Linked DNA regions of Homo sapiens: regions 1, 3 and 4 are each linked to region 2. The links are chromatin contacts, found by Hi-C or POLR2A ChIA-PET in ENCODE. All regions are on one chromosome and are shown on one strand. Each heading gives the region's core, a stretch centred on a gene start or an enhancer-like site at or near the end of the contact. The rest is flanking DNA. Distances are from core to core; before and after follow the strand shown. Region 1 holds the start of LINC03065 (long intergenic non-protein coding RNA 3065). Region 2 holds the start of LINC00926 (long intergenic non-protein coding RNA 926). Region 3 holds the start of POLR2M (RNA polymerase II subunit M). Region 4 overlaps TCF12 (transcription factor 12).

What was found. A loop is a pair of places that touch in the nucleus more often than their neighbours do. ChIA-PET counts read pairs that join two places held with the same protein, here RNA polymerase II (POLR2A). Pooled maps may share reads with other maps.
Region 1: a map of dorsolateral prefrontal cortex shows a loop between it and region 2 (3-fold over the local background). The contact joins the promoter of LINC03065 here to the promoter of LINC00926 in region 2. A Hi-C loop is called at or near these places in 5 of 168 maps with a recorded cell type or tissue (dorsolateral prefrontal cortex, heart left ventricle, naive thymus-derived CD4-positive, alpha-beta T cell and 1 more), 7 of 37 single-sample maps with no recorded cell type and 22 of 50 pooled maps.
Region 3: a loop to region 2 is called in a map of B cell, with 3 times the contacts of the local background. The contact joins the promoter of POLR2M here to the promoter of LINC00926 in region 2. A Hi-C loop is called at or near these places in 1 of 168 maps with a recorded cell type or tissue (B cell) and 2 of 50 pooled maps. POLR2A ChIA-PET finds 5 or more read pairs at or near these places in 3 of 52 experiments (activated B cell, activated CD8-positive, alpha-beta memory T cell and activated T-cell).
Region 4: a loop to region 2 is called in a map of HCT116, with 4 times the contacts of the local background. The contact joins the enhancer-like site here to the promoter of LINC00926 in region 2. A Hi-C loop is called at or near these places in 12 of 168 maps with a recorded cell type or tissue (B cell, GM12878, HCT116 and 8 more), 34 of 37 single-sample maps with no recorded cell type and 21 of 50 pooled maps.

The regions. Positions count from the first base shown.
Region 1 is chr15:56,885,070-56,888,505 of GRCh38, reverse strand. LINC03065 (long intergenic non-protein coding RNA 3065) reads right to left here and starts at 1,438. Exons shown (of 2, transcript NR_183870.1): 1 at 1,336-1,438; 2 at 285-750. TCF12-DT (TCF12 divergent transcript) reads left to right here. Exons shown (of 4, transcript NR_015419.2): 4 at 582-2,336. RefSeq lists a silencer at 965-1,394 and an enhancer at 1,515-1,604.
Region 2 is chr15:57,298,638-57,301,936 of GRCh38, reverse strand. It overlaps LINC00926 (long intergenic non-protein coding RNA 926), which reads right to left and starts at 1,572. Exons shown (of 3, transcript NR_024433.1): 1 at 1,013-1,572. RefSeq lists an enhancer at 2,911-3,030.
Region 3 is chr15:57,704,973-57,707,974 of GRCh38, reverse strand. POLR2M (RNA polymerase II subunit M) reads right to left here and starts at 1,261. Exons shown (of 4, transcript NM_015532.5): 1 at 1,020-1,261. The coding sequence starts at 1,132. GCOM1 (GCOM1, MYZAP-POLR2M combined locus) reads right to left here. Exons shown (of 17, transcript NR_104371.3): 14 at 1,603-2,041. RefSeq lists a silencer at 777-826 and an enhancer at 1,147-1,366.
Region 4 is chr15:57,014,381-57,017,838 of GRCh38, reverse strand. All of the region lies in intron 3 of TCF12 (transcription factor 12), which reads right to left. Among named protein-coding and RNA genes, the nearest start is that of TCF12, 97 kb to the right of the region's middle. Within about 2 kb of position 1,783, at least 2 of the 41 ENCODE cell types and tissues checked have a DNase peak (open chromatin) inside an H3K27ac peak, as active enhancers do.

The DNA.
Region 1 (3,436 bases), core at 189-2,688, 410 kb after region 2:
TTCTACCTCATTTATCTAGACCTCTGTTTAAACATAACTTCCTCAAAGAGGCCTTCTTCAATCAACTTATCTAAAATATAAAATAATGTTCAACTCTCATCTGCATACTTCGTCCTTCTGCTCTTTTTCTTCATAGCGCTCTTCCCTACATGACATTATACAATTGTATATGATTGTAAATGTACTATCTCCCCCACTAGAGCAACTGTAATGAGGTTCCATGAGTGCATTCGTTTTACTCACTGACGTATGTCTGATAAGTAGAACAGAGCCTGGAACAAACAAAGCCTTCAGTAAGAGTTTATTTCATGATGAATGAGTGAAATGCAGTAATTAAGATGAAAAGAAAAAAAATCACAAGAGGTCCAAGTTTAAGTCACAATTCCTAGAACATGCCTATCATTTCACCCAAAAACTCTGCTTAAGGCTCTCATTCTGGCTGCATCTCCTCAAGGGGAAGGGAATTAAGGGAAGTTTGCTACTGCCAAGGAAGGGACTTGGGATACTTTCCTGGATGATAGTGGTAAGAATGCTGTTTTCTCCACAATTACTTCGTTAATAAGAGACATGTCCAATTCCAGACTTCACAGGGTTCCTTCTCCAGCTGAGCTCCAAGTGGAGCTTTGAGAGAAAAACAGAAGGGTGATGGCTAGAAGACTCAGGCTTCCAAAGTATTCCTCTCCTGAGTATCAGCTACCAGGTGAATTTCACAATGAGGATGACAACTTGGAAGGGGCAAGAGTCACGTGCCTGAGGGGAAAGGTCACCAGGGTGCAATCTCTGTTAATCCTTCTCTATACCCAGCTTCCCGATGCGGCCTGTACAGAAACAAGCACGCAGGCACTTAAGAGGACAGTGGTTTCACCGTGTCCCTCCCGGCGGCGCTCCCCACCTTTCCTTCCTCCCCACACGCCCCTCCCAGGCTGCAGGCTTAGCAGCCGACTTCCGCTGATCCCGGCTGGAGGGAGCCTGGAATCCAATTACTCTTCCCTAGGGAGCGCAATCCACCCGTCTGGCCGCAAAGAGCGGAGCCGGGGTCCGAGAGCCGCACAGGCCGGCCCTGCTCCGCCCGCCCCCACTTCCCGCCACCCCTGCCTCGGGCTCGGCAGCCCGGGCGGGGCGAGCAGAGCCGCGTAGAGGTGCGCGGCACTGCCGCCGGAACTATTTGTCCTTCCGCGCGCGGCCCGGCCCGGCGGGGCGAGAGGTTCGCGGCGCTGCATCCCGGGCGCCGACGTCAGCCGGGCTGAGTGGCAGGAGATTAGCCAAGGGCTTCCCCCGCCGCGCGTCCGGGCCAATCGGCTCCGCGGGCGGTGCTCCAGGGACGCGCACACGCACTTTCCAGAATCCACGCCTCCCAGCAACAGCCTCCAGCACCGCGACGCTGCCCTTCCGGCCCGCTTTCTTCGTCCGGCCTGCTACGGCTGCGGGCTTGGACCCTGGCCTCTAGTCTCCTGCGTGCTGCTCCCTAAAGTGACAGGGAAACGGGGCAAGAGGTCCAAGGGTTCCGTAGGAGAAAGAGTATCTGTGGCTCTCCCACCGTCCCGGCTTCCCTAACGGACTAGGGAGTGAAGCTCTGGAGATGGATCTTTGGGAGGAAAAAACTGGACCTCTCTTCGGGTTCTTTAGAGTTTAGGTGGAGAACTCTTTCAGTACCATTGAGTGTTCTCTAGTAAGAGGATCTTACACTGTTGGGTTTCTCACTTGCTTTAAAATTGTGGTCAGAGTACTTCATAAATCCTTTCCTTTCTGCATCTGGGGGAAGGAAAAAAAATGCAACACTCTCTTTACACATTGTCAGACTTTCGAGGCCGCAACGCAACTGACATACATGCTAGAAGGAGAAAGTGCTATATTATGCCTTGTGTCCTCTTTTGAATCACATTCTCCTGAGATGTGGCTGACCCTTAGGCCCATGGTGTTCCTGAATGTGATTGACATGCGTAGTTAGCAAGCTAGTGAGAGAGAACCAGGAAAATTGCTATCAAAACAATTACATACAGGGACATCAGAACAAACGCTTGAGACCACTGGGGAATGAGGGACCATCCCAGTTCTGCCACGGATGCCTTCGGGGATGGTGGCCAAGTCAGATCTTTGTGTCTTGTTTCTTCGTAGCAGATTGAATAGAACTATCTTCACCACACTCACTATTTCAAAGTGTGTTATAAACATTTCACTTAAGGTGAAAATGTTGAAGGTTTTATTTTGGGTGGAGGGAAGGTGGTGCCATTGAAAGGCACTCTCTGAAGGGAAGATTCTGTAAAAGGAAGCCATTTTATCTGCCTACAATTTGGTCATTTCAAAGAAATTCAATGTATATGTGTTAAGACTAATTTATATGCTGAGTTGTGTGCTATGTGGTCTTCATAAGAGTTATAATCTAGTAAACCCAGCTAACTCCTGCATTCTCAAACGGTTTCCCATGCCTGTGCCAGTTTCCATCCCTAAATTCTCGGCAGTTTCATTCCCTATTTCTGCTCAAAGGCTACAAACCATTGCTAGTTACAGGTACAGAACGGTGCTGCGGTGGGAGCTCCCCACTTGAGTCTAAACTGTGGCTGGAGTTCAGACGTGTGGATGTATCTGTGGAACTGATAGGGCAAGGCTCTAGAAGCCAATTGACTGGAGCGATTGAGGAGCCTCCTGGGACAGAACAAATCTTTGAGGAAGAAGGAGCCAGACACACTGAGCTTGAGCTAGGAACAAAGATAAAGTCTTGGGAAGGGAGGGGTCCTTTTGCATTCAGCCTTGTGTCCTGGCCCTTGTCTGAATCCAGTAGGAGTTGGGGAGGGGGAAGAAGATGGAAGGAGGCTATAAGTGAAAACTGAAATATCTGTTTCAAACTTTTTAACTTCCAGATTTCACATTCATAACACATGCCCTCACTTCTTCCTTTAGTAGAAAAAAAAAGGTATGAACAAAAGTGCAAACAACAGGAAACCTGACTAGAGGTGGAAATTTGAAAAATATGGAATTTATTATCCCATAAAATAAGAAGTTTGGAGAAAGGTGGTTCCACTATTGGTTGGTCAAATAACTTAGGGAAGTTGTCCGAGATTGAAGTGGGATTCTTCTTTCTGCTCTGCCATCTTCACATGATGGTAATTTCTCCTGTCATGTCCCTTCATGGCTATACGATGGCGTCTGCTTGTCTTGATGTCAAATACAGTCGGGCATCCAGCAAAGTAGCAAAGTATAGGAATACTATTTCTCTCTCTCCCTTTCTCCCTCTCTCCCTCTCTCTCTGTCTCTCCCCCTCCCTCCCTCCATCTCACAATAAAGGAAGGGAAACCCTTTTTAGAGGCTTCTAGCAGAACTGAGTCCCACTAGGCATAATTGTGTCACACACGAATCCTAAACTGATTATTTGTAAGAGGAATGACACTAATCGTAATCTACTCCTCACGCTGGGGAGAGAAATCACCCTTTGTGAACA
Region 2 (3,299 bases), core at 323-2,822:
GAGGAAGCTTTTAACATCCTACCAATTCAAAGGGACTCCTGTCTTGGTGAGAGCCTCCAAATGGGTTGATTGAGAATTCAGTGCAACTTAGCAAGTATAAGAATCCACGTACAGTGGAGGGGTCCCTGCTCTAAAACTCCCACCACATTGGGCCCGCAGTCCCCCAGACCAATATTTGTGATTGCAAAACCACTGCTCCTATTATTAGCATGACTGGCTCTGTCACCACAGTCAGGTCCTCCCTGACTTGGGCCCTCTCTGGGTTAACTTCTCCCTCCTTAGGTCCCAGCATCCTGTGTCCTCACCCTGGAGAGCATATGCTACAATACCTTAAAATTTCTCACCACCTTCTTGGCCTCTACTGCTGGTCTGAGTGGTGGCCATCTTCAGATCTCCTTTGGCACCCAGTACCCCACATGTTTTAGGGATGAGGGAGAAGAAGCAGGGGGTGCCAGAGCTCAGCTTCAGCTCTTCCTGGCAGGGAACTGGAGCTCGAGACTGAAATGTATTTTGTTACTTTATTTATTCAGAGATGGAGTCTCGCTCTCTCACCCAGGCTGGAGTGCAATGGCGCAATCTTGGCTCACTGCAACCTCTGCCTCTGAGGCTCAAGCGATTCTCCTCCCTCACCCTCCTGAGTAGGTGGGATTACAGGGGCCTGCCACCATGCCCAGCTACAATTTTTTTTTTTGTTTTATTTTCTAGGGGAGATGGGGTTTCACCACGTTGGCCAGGCTGGTTTCAAACTCGTGACCTCAAGTAATCCGCCTGCCTTAGCCGCCCAAAGTGCTGGGATTGCAGGCATGAGCAGCCGAGTCTGGCCTATTTTGTTACTTTAACTTATTATGAAAGTTTCCTAATGCACATGAAAGTAGGTGAGAATCAAAATTAAACTTTCATGTATCTTCGTCTAGTTTCACTAATTATCAACATTCTGACATTCTCACTTTGTCTACCATGTACTTTTGGCTAGAATATTTAAAAAATAAATGACCAGTATCATATGACTTACCCGTAAACACTTCAAAATATGAGCTTGAGATGTAGAATCACTGATTTTGGGGTTAAATGAACCTCAAAAGTCCTCCTGTGTTCAAATGGGCCTGGGCTTGGAAGCTCTGCAGTGGGTGCCCGGCTCTTGGAGACCCCGGCCACAGCGGGAGGGGGATACAACGTGGATGCTGGAATCAGCTCTCTGCCTGGATCCTGGGAAAACGCCCCCTGGAGTGATTGGCTTAGTTCTTCTTGGGCCCATCACAGTTCATCCAAGTAATCCACTTGCTTCCTGTTCTCCAACTCCTCTGTCACGTGCAGCCATTTCATCTTCACACCACACCCTTGTGATTTAGGGAGTATCATCTCCATCACGCCTGTAATCCCAGCACTTTGGAAGGCCAAGGAGGGCAGATCACGAGGTCAGGAGTTTGAGACCAGCCTGACCAACATGGTGAAACCTCGTCCCTACTAAAAATACAAAAATTAGCTGGGAGTGGTGGCGGGCGCCTGTAATCCCAGCTACTCAGGAGGCTGAGGCAGGAGAATTGCTTGAACCCAGGAGGCGGAGGTTGCAATGAGCCGAGATCACGCCACTGCACTCCAGCCTGGGTGACAGAGCGAGACTCTGTCTCAAAAAAAAAAAAAAAAATTTCCCCCACCCCTTATTATTTGCATATTACAAGCAAACCAGTTTATGCTCGGAGAGGCTAAGTGACTTGCCCAGGGTTACCCAGGTAGTGGAGGGAGAAGCAGAATTCCCACCCAGCTCTGCTGAACTCCGATGCCCTAGCTTGCCTGGTGGCACCCACAACCGGCCCTCAGTGTCCACTTCTGAGTTTAGCCTGGGCAAGAGACTGGTCCATAAACGACTTCCTGCCCAGTGGTAAACAGTGGAAGGCAGGCTCCTGTGTTTCTCGTGGTTGGTGGTAATCGCTGCTTTTGCAAAGTGGCTTTTGGGGAGGAGAGGTTTTAGGAAGTGTGTTAAATGAGGGGGGAAGTGTTACTTGGGGGTTTCCCAGCACTCAACACGCACACTGCAGGGGCTGCCCTCCCCCGCAGCACACTGGGAGAGCCTGTCCTCCAGCGCTGCCCACGCCCGGCCGTGGGTCTCATTCCCCACTGGATCTCCTGTCTTTGATGTCAAATATACCCAATTCATCTCTTTCATATCACTACAAAGGAGCCTCCTAATTACTCTGTTTAGACAGCCTCTTCTCCAAATATTAAACATTTGGTCTTCCCAGGCCCCCCAAGCATTTAATATCATCAAGGTTGTTGCGAAATCCACTTTTCCCCCAACTGGTGGGCAGATTCCTTTCTCTCTCCATTCCCAGCCTCCCTGGGCAGATCTGGACAAGTCACCCCACATATTCTTTTCCCAAGCAGGCTGCCCTTGGGACACAGCCCTTTTCTTCTGGTGAGAGGGTCGGAGCAGTGGGGTGGACCTTGAGCGTTTTCTTGAATCTCAGCCCTGTTGGGAAGCCCTGGAGAAGCCTTGGGGAGACCCAAGGACTCAGGGGTGACCTGTCATGCCTGACGCAGGTATGTGGGGCATCTCCACCTTTGGTGGTGGCAGGCCCAGCACCAAGTCCAGAACGTTTGCTGGCTGGTGGGGAAACAGAGACTTCCTGGTTCCAGATCAGAAACTGCCTTGAGTAGCTGCATCTCTCCAGACACCAGATGCTCGGTACCTGAGGCTCCCATAGCCTCTCCTCCTTCAAAAGAAAGAAAGAAAAAAAAAAGCACTCTAATCCTGGAACCCGTCCCCATCCCGAACCTCCACGGCCTTGCCACCGCTTCCTTAGGTAGAGAAGTCGGCTCACATTTCTTCCTACTCAACAGCTGCTAGTGTTCGCCCTTCTAATGCCTCCCTCCTGGTCCCATGGGCCTTTGCCAGCTGATGTCATGGCACAGTGCTATGTCATAGGTCTGTGCTATGCTCCCTGTTCTGCTCTCTCTTCATGGTGTGGCTGGTCCCCAGAAGGACTCTGTGGCTTGGGACTGCTCCCCAGACATCCCTCCTGTCTCCTCATGGGCCTTGTTGCTCTGGCTGAGCAGAAAACAGCCTCCCCATTCCCCCGGCCCCACACCAACGCGGGGGTCAAGGAAGGTTTCCAAAGGGACATTTGAGCAGAATCTTTTCCTTCTCTCCTTCCCTTTCTCCTTTCCCTGCCTTCCCATCTCCCTTCCTTCTTTCTTTCAACTTTTTATTACGAAAAACTTCATTTTCAAAAGTAAAGTGTATAATGAACCCCCATTTACCTATCTCACCCAGCATCAATGCTGATAGACCGGGCCAATCT
Region 3 (3,002 bases), core at 12-2,511, 410 kb before region 2:
TCCCTTTTCTTTAACTATACAATAAATGGAAAGAAAAAATTACACCTTAAGTCCTCTGTTCTTTTTGACACTACATTCATCCCCACAATTTCAACTATTAACAACACTCTACAGCTGAAATTCCTGTTTTCTGTATTTTTCCAGGGTTCTCTCTTTCTTGAGCCTCATGACTACTTCTCCAGCTTTTAAGTGTTTGGTTTTCGATTAACCAAATGTCTGTCCTGCTCTCCTCTCAACTCTGCACACCCTAAGTAAAATCAACCTTGGATCTATTCCTCTCCCTGAATTTTCCTATTTTTGCTAGTGGTCTTCCATATAGATTGGAAACTTCAGCCATCTCTGTCAACTGCATTTAAATTAGTCCATGCTTAAAAGTTCTCCCAATCCCTTCCTAGCTCACTTTCTTACAAGTGTCTCGTGGGAAGTCTCTCTGAAAATATCCTTCTACTGTCTTCTGCTTTTTATTCCTTCAAACCATCTTTTGCAACAAGCTGCTGAACAAAGCTGCCTAAAAAACAAAATCACTTTTATTACGTGGCTCCCTTGCTAAAATCCGTTCAACCAGCCAGCTGAATGAGGGTCGAACTTTCCCGGCCTAATAAACCCCTCTTCATATCCCACTCTTCCCATTTCCTACGGTTCCTGTAAGCTTAGAATCCAGAGATGAAGCTGACAATCTGTTATGGGTTAGGGGTGCGGGCGACAAAAGGGTTTAGAAAGCAGACTCATGGAACCACCACAGTCCCCGGGTAAATAAAACCGACCAGGGGCTACTAACTCCCTGCAACGCCAGGTAGCCGTTCAATCCGAGCTATCCTCGCAGGCATACGTGCCTGGCCAGGAAGAGGCACGGCTCTGCCGCAGCAAGCCCTCCGTCCACTCGCCCGTAGGACTGAAGCGAATGTGACTGAGTCAAAGTCACCTTCCAGGGAAGGGAACAGAGTGCGGGAGGGGAGGGGAGCGCCCAGGGAGCTCGAGCTGAAGGAGCCTGGCGGAGACTCCGCGGGACCCCAGCTTACTCGTTGCGCAAAAGTCTCTCCTGGCGCTTCAACATTTCCCGCAGCTCCACCAAACTCCGCTGCGCCAAGTCCTCGGGAGCTTGGGGCTCGAAGCCGCGGGGCAGCGAGCACATTCTGCGCGGGCTGAGGCTGGCGCGGCGGCGGGCACTCGGCTTCCTCGGCAGGCCCCGCTACTAGCGCCGGATCCGCGGACGGCGGTGACTCCGGGGCACGAGCGGGAGTCGCCATTTTCCCGGAAGAACGGGGTCTTCTTCGAGCCGAATCGAGCTTTATTGAAATTCCGGAAACAAACACGGACTGGGAGAAGGGGGCGTCCGCAGGAGCGTTAAAGGGCGGAAGTTACGTCGGATGACGCCGGCTCCTTGGCTTGGCGCCCTTTCCCCTTGTGTGAGCATTCATGCGGTCATCAGCTGTTCGTCGGTTTATACAAAAAGTATTCAGCGCCAGCGTGACCTCACCAAGCACTATGTGTCAGTCAACAAATAGCAACGTCCTGTGTTATACTTGGGGTTTACAGAGTTGGCGGGGGGATGGGGGGAGGGAGAATCAAATTATGATATAATAGTAACGTTGGGATGGGCACCTGGGAAGATATCTCTGAGAAGTGGTTCAAGTCGAAACTTGAAAGATGAGCTGGCCATTAATAAGGTGGGAGAGAGTGCGGGACAGGATTTGGGAGACTCTGGCCTGTGCGTGGTGCCTCCGGCCTGTGCGTGGTGCCTCCTAGCTCAGCTTAGGGACGTCCTGAAATTGTTAAAGTTGGAAGGTTCCTCAGAATCAGCGATTTTTCTTGGGGCTCAATGCATTTGGAGAAGGACTTCATTTGTAGCACCGCCTCAAGCATTGTTAAGACATTTGGTGTTTCTGGCTTCTGCCTGCTAGGTGCTATGGCACTCCCAAGTCATTGCAACAATCCAAAATGTCTCCTCCAACATACATTTCCAAAGGCCCACAAGAGGTGATGAGGGAGTGGGAGCAGCTGTACAAACTCGTTGAGGACCTTTTCGAATTTTCTACTTTGCCTATAGAAAAACAGAGGCATGAAAACTGAAATAAATATTCCCAGGGCACAAAACCAGTAAGTGACAGCACCAGATTTCAAACTCAAAAGCCCAGCCCCTTTTCCAACACACCAATTTGAAAATCCCCTTCTTCACTTTAGGCCTATTTCCAAATGTGTAAAACTGTTGAAAAGACTTCCCTCCGCCCCCCCCCACCCCCGCCACCTCCCCAGCTGTTGAGAAGAAGGCAGCTTAATAGGTATTGGACACAGCTTTTACCTTCTCGTTATAGTTCAGCTACCAGAGGTGCATCCCAGTGGAAAGAGTAGGAAGACATGCAGTCACAGCAGATGTCACTTGGGAGGTTTGAACACCCCCATAACCCACCGCCCTCCCCCGATTTTTTGATATAGGAAATTGAAGTTGTCTCAATCCTGTGTAAGATGCTATATAAACACAAGCAGCTCTGTCCTAAAGAGACAGAAGATCTAGGTAAACTCCAAAGCTATTCCAGGGAGCACAATTGCAACCATTTATCTATCCCCCCAATCTGGTCCATTCTGATCAGATTCATTAATATATCAAAATAAGTTTTCTCTGTATAAGACTTGCTTTCAAGGACGTTAATAACGTGCTGCAGCATTGGCTGAATGAGAAATAGGTAAGGTCCTCGAGTCAGGTGGTTGTCTGTGGTACTGACAAAAAAAAAAAAAAAAGACTCCGTAAAATGTTGAAGAGATGTATTCTGTGCCAAATATGAGTGACCATGGCCCGTGACACAGCCCTCAGGAGATCCTGAGAACACGTGCCTAAGGTGGTTGGTGCACAGCTTGGTTTTATACATTTTAGGGAGACATGAGACATCAATCAAATACATTTAAGATAAACATTGGCTTAATCCACAAAGGTGGGACAACTCAAAGCAGAGCGGGTGTGGGGCAAGATGGGCTCCCAAGTTATAGGTAAATTTAAGTTTTTTTCT
Region 4 (3,458 bases), core at 534-3,033, 280 kb after region 2:
AAAGAACAAGTATGTAAGGCCACATACCAGAGTCACCAGGAATTCATTGCAAGGTATGACTTTTTAAAATCTAAAGAATGAGGCAATGTTCAGGCAAAAAAAAAAAAAAAAAGAAAGAAAATTAGACCTTCTCACATCTCCTGAGGTTGCTTACAGTTTAACTGGTGGGTTTTAAAAAATATTACCAATAATTCTGCACTGAACATCTTTGTATGCCTATTTTGATATACCTACTTTGTATACCTACTTTTGCACATATATTTAAAGTAAACAATGTTGGGCTAGCATGCTAAAGCAGGGCCCTGCAAACTTTTTCTTAAAGGAACAGTTAAGAATTATTTTTGGCTTTGCCCATATGGTTCTGTTGCAACTACCCAATTGTGCCTTGTAGTGCAAAAGCAATGATAGGCAATACCAATAAATATTGGTGCGGCTATGTTACAACAAATCTTCATTTACAAGAAATAAGCAGTGAGCCAGATTTGTCTCAAGGGCGATAACTTGTGACTCTCCTTAAGTCAGCTAGAGGGCATATACATTTAAATGGCATTGCTAGGCTGAAGGGTATATGCCTTTGAAATTTTTATTTACTTCTCAAATGGATCTTTTATTACATGGGGCTACGAGGCCCTCAAATGGACACTCTAGAGAGAGCACCCATAATCTCAGTGTCAACTGTGTCAAGGGCCTGAGATTTTGCCCTACTTGTAAACTAACAAGGTAGCCTGCCACCCTTTCAAGGATGAAGGTAGAAGACAGGAGACTCAGATCAGAGACAAATGACTTTATTAGTCACATCCCAGCAAGAATATATCAGCATATTTGCATCAGTTCCCTTATCCCCACTGTCATGACAGCAACACGGATGAGCCCAAATGGATGTCTGCATGCCCAGTGCGTTTACAGGAAAGGAAGCCTGAGTTTAGGAAGCCCAGATCTATAATGCACAGTAAGTATGGCTGACTTTTGCTCTGGAGAGATAAATTCTCTCTCCATATACACAGTAAACATACCTGCCCTTTGTTCCAGAGGGAGAAACTATGTCTACTTTCCATGGCTGTTTAGTATACAAGCATCCTTGAAAGGACAGTCCAAAACAAAGGCAGTCAGTGCTTCTGCTTGTAAAACATGGAAATGCAAGAGGCCCAAGGAAAATCACCTTCTAACAATATGTACCCTTTGCTTCTACATTGTCTTAGGCTCCCAGTCAATTTTTCTATAAGTATGCCATTCTATCAACCAAGCTGATTAATCTGACCAACAAAGGGAGGACCAAATGTATTTAATTTGCCTTATGAATTATGTAATTAAGGCTACTACAAACAGGAACTCTGAGCAGCAAGGTGAGGTCAATCTACAGTACTGACTTCCACTAGGTCCTCTAGGGTCTTGGACAAAATCAGCTAAACAAATCCCATAAACCATCAAAGTCTACCTTAGAAATTCAACTGGCTTCCTCCTCATGTTTCTGTGTTGACCTTTCCACTTAAACTAAAGCATTAATCCAGGTATAGGAAGATGCATTGGCAATTACACAGAATCTACCTTGTAATCTGTCTGGCCCATGAAGAAGTCCCAGGCAATTCTATCATACATAACAATTCTGGCTAGTGACTTGATGCTGACCTGAATACCTTTTAGAGATAAAATCCTAACACTAATCATTTCAGCTGAAGTCAGGGACTGATTTCATAATACCTATCCTAACCGGATGACTCCATCCTAGAGATAAACTACCTGCAGGGTACACGTAAATAATGAATGAGTCAGCCCCTCCAGGAAATTCCCCCAAGTAATCTAGGTTAGCCTGATTTTGGAGAAATCTCAGCAATCATATGAGAACTATATGATGTTTCCTTAAATACCTAAAGGTCTCTTAAAATCACTCTTACAATACAAGTCATTATGTTTCTGGTAAGGGGGCAAATTAATGTCTGGCTTCTATATAAGAACTAAGGGACCAAGAAGTCATGAGATCGCCCTGGAAAGAAGTGTTGTTTACAATGGTTGGAACTCCACAAGTAAGATATAAATCAGTCAGGGCACAAGCCCACAGTACTTCAAACAAGGTCTTCCATCAGAATAGTGTGGCTTAGCATTCTTATTTTAGTTCAAATAACTGAGTCTCTAAGTCCTTGTTTTTTTGGAGAAACTGTCTAAGAAACATGACATGGGGCTATGTAGCCCACAAATGGACACTCCAGAGACAGCACCCATAATCTCAGTGTCAACCATGAAGGGCCTGAGATTTTGCCCTACTTCTAAACTCAGCCAAACCTCAGCCAGCCAAACCTCTCCTGTTTGTCCACACAACAGCAAGGTGGCATTCAGCCACTTTATGGAATAACTGAGCAATGGCTACAAAAATGGGGGTGGGCAAGACATCTGAAGATATTGACAGCTATTTTGCATGGAAGGTTAGAGTGCTGGGGCCATCATTGGTTATGGGGAATGAAAACCAAAACATGGGCTGAGCCATCTGGAAACGGGTGGGAGACTTAGCACTATGTTAAATTTAAAGCATCTGAATTTTGGTTTTGGTTTTTCACTTAAGACAAGGTCTGGCTCTATCGCCCAGGCTGGAGTGCAGTGGCACAATCTTGGCTCACTGCAACCTCTGCCTCCAGGGCTCAGGTGATCCTCCCACCTCAGCCTCCTGAGTAGCCAGAATTACAAGTATGTACCACCATACCCGGCTAATTTTTTATTTTTTGTAGAGACAGGGTTTCGCCATGTTGGCCAGGCTAGTCTTGAACTCCTGAGCCCAAGCAATCTGCCTGCCTCACATCCCAAAGTGCTGGAATTACAGGTGTGAGCCACCACGCCTGGACTATTTAAGGCACTTGTAACTGTTGATAATAATCTCCTCCTCAGACTCAGACCCTTCATCTGGAAGAGTCACTGCAAAAGAAACGAGAACATTAATAATAATAATAATAATAACAATAATAATAATAATAATAATAATAATAATAAAGGTCCAGAGAACCATTATACCTCCCCACCCCCATATCTTGACCCATAAGGACCACTGTAGGGAAACTTAGTTATCTGTATATTCACCAAATGGTTATCATACTTCTGACCTGACTGTCAACCCTGCAGAAGAATCTGAGTTGTTGAGCCAGAAATAATTCTTAATCCCCTAAGACCCCTTTAGGTAGGCTGCCACCTGGAGGGTGTACCTAGCAGGCTGGCCTGTGGCAACCTCTGAGAGAAAGAAAAAGAAAAAGACATCATGCCCAGGAATTTTCAAAATACATCTATGTAACTCCCAAGGTCTTTCATCCTGATCATTAACCAGGAAGCAGCAAATAGGACATGTTCCCTCTCTGGGGATAGGCCACATTCAAGGGACCAAACTGCTTACTAAGGACCAGGAGGAAATGAGAGAAGGTCAGAAATTTTTTTTTTTTTGAGTCAATTTTGTGACCACTCCAACACTCAACAATATTGGA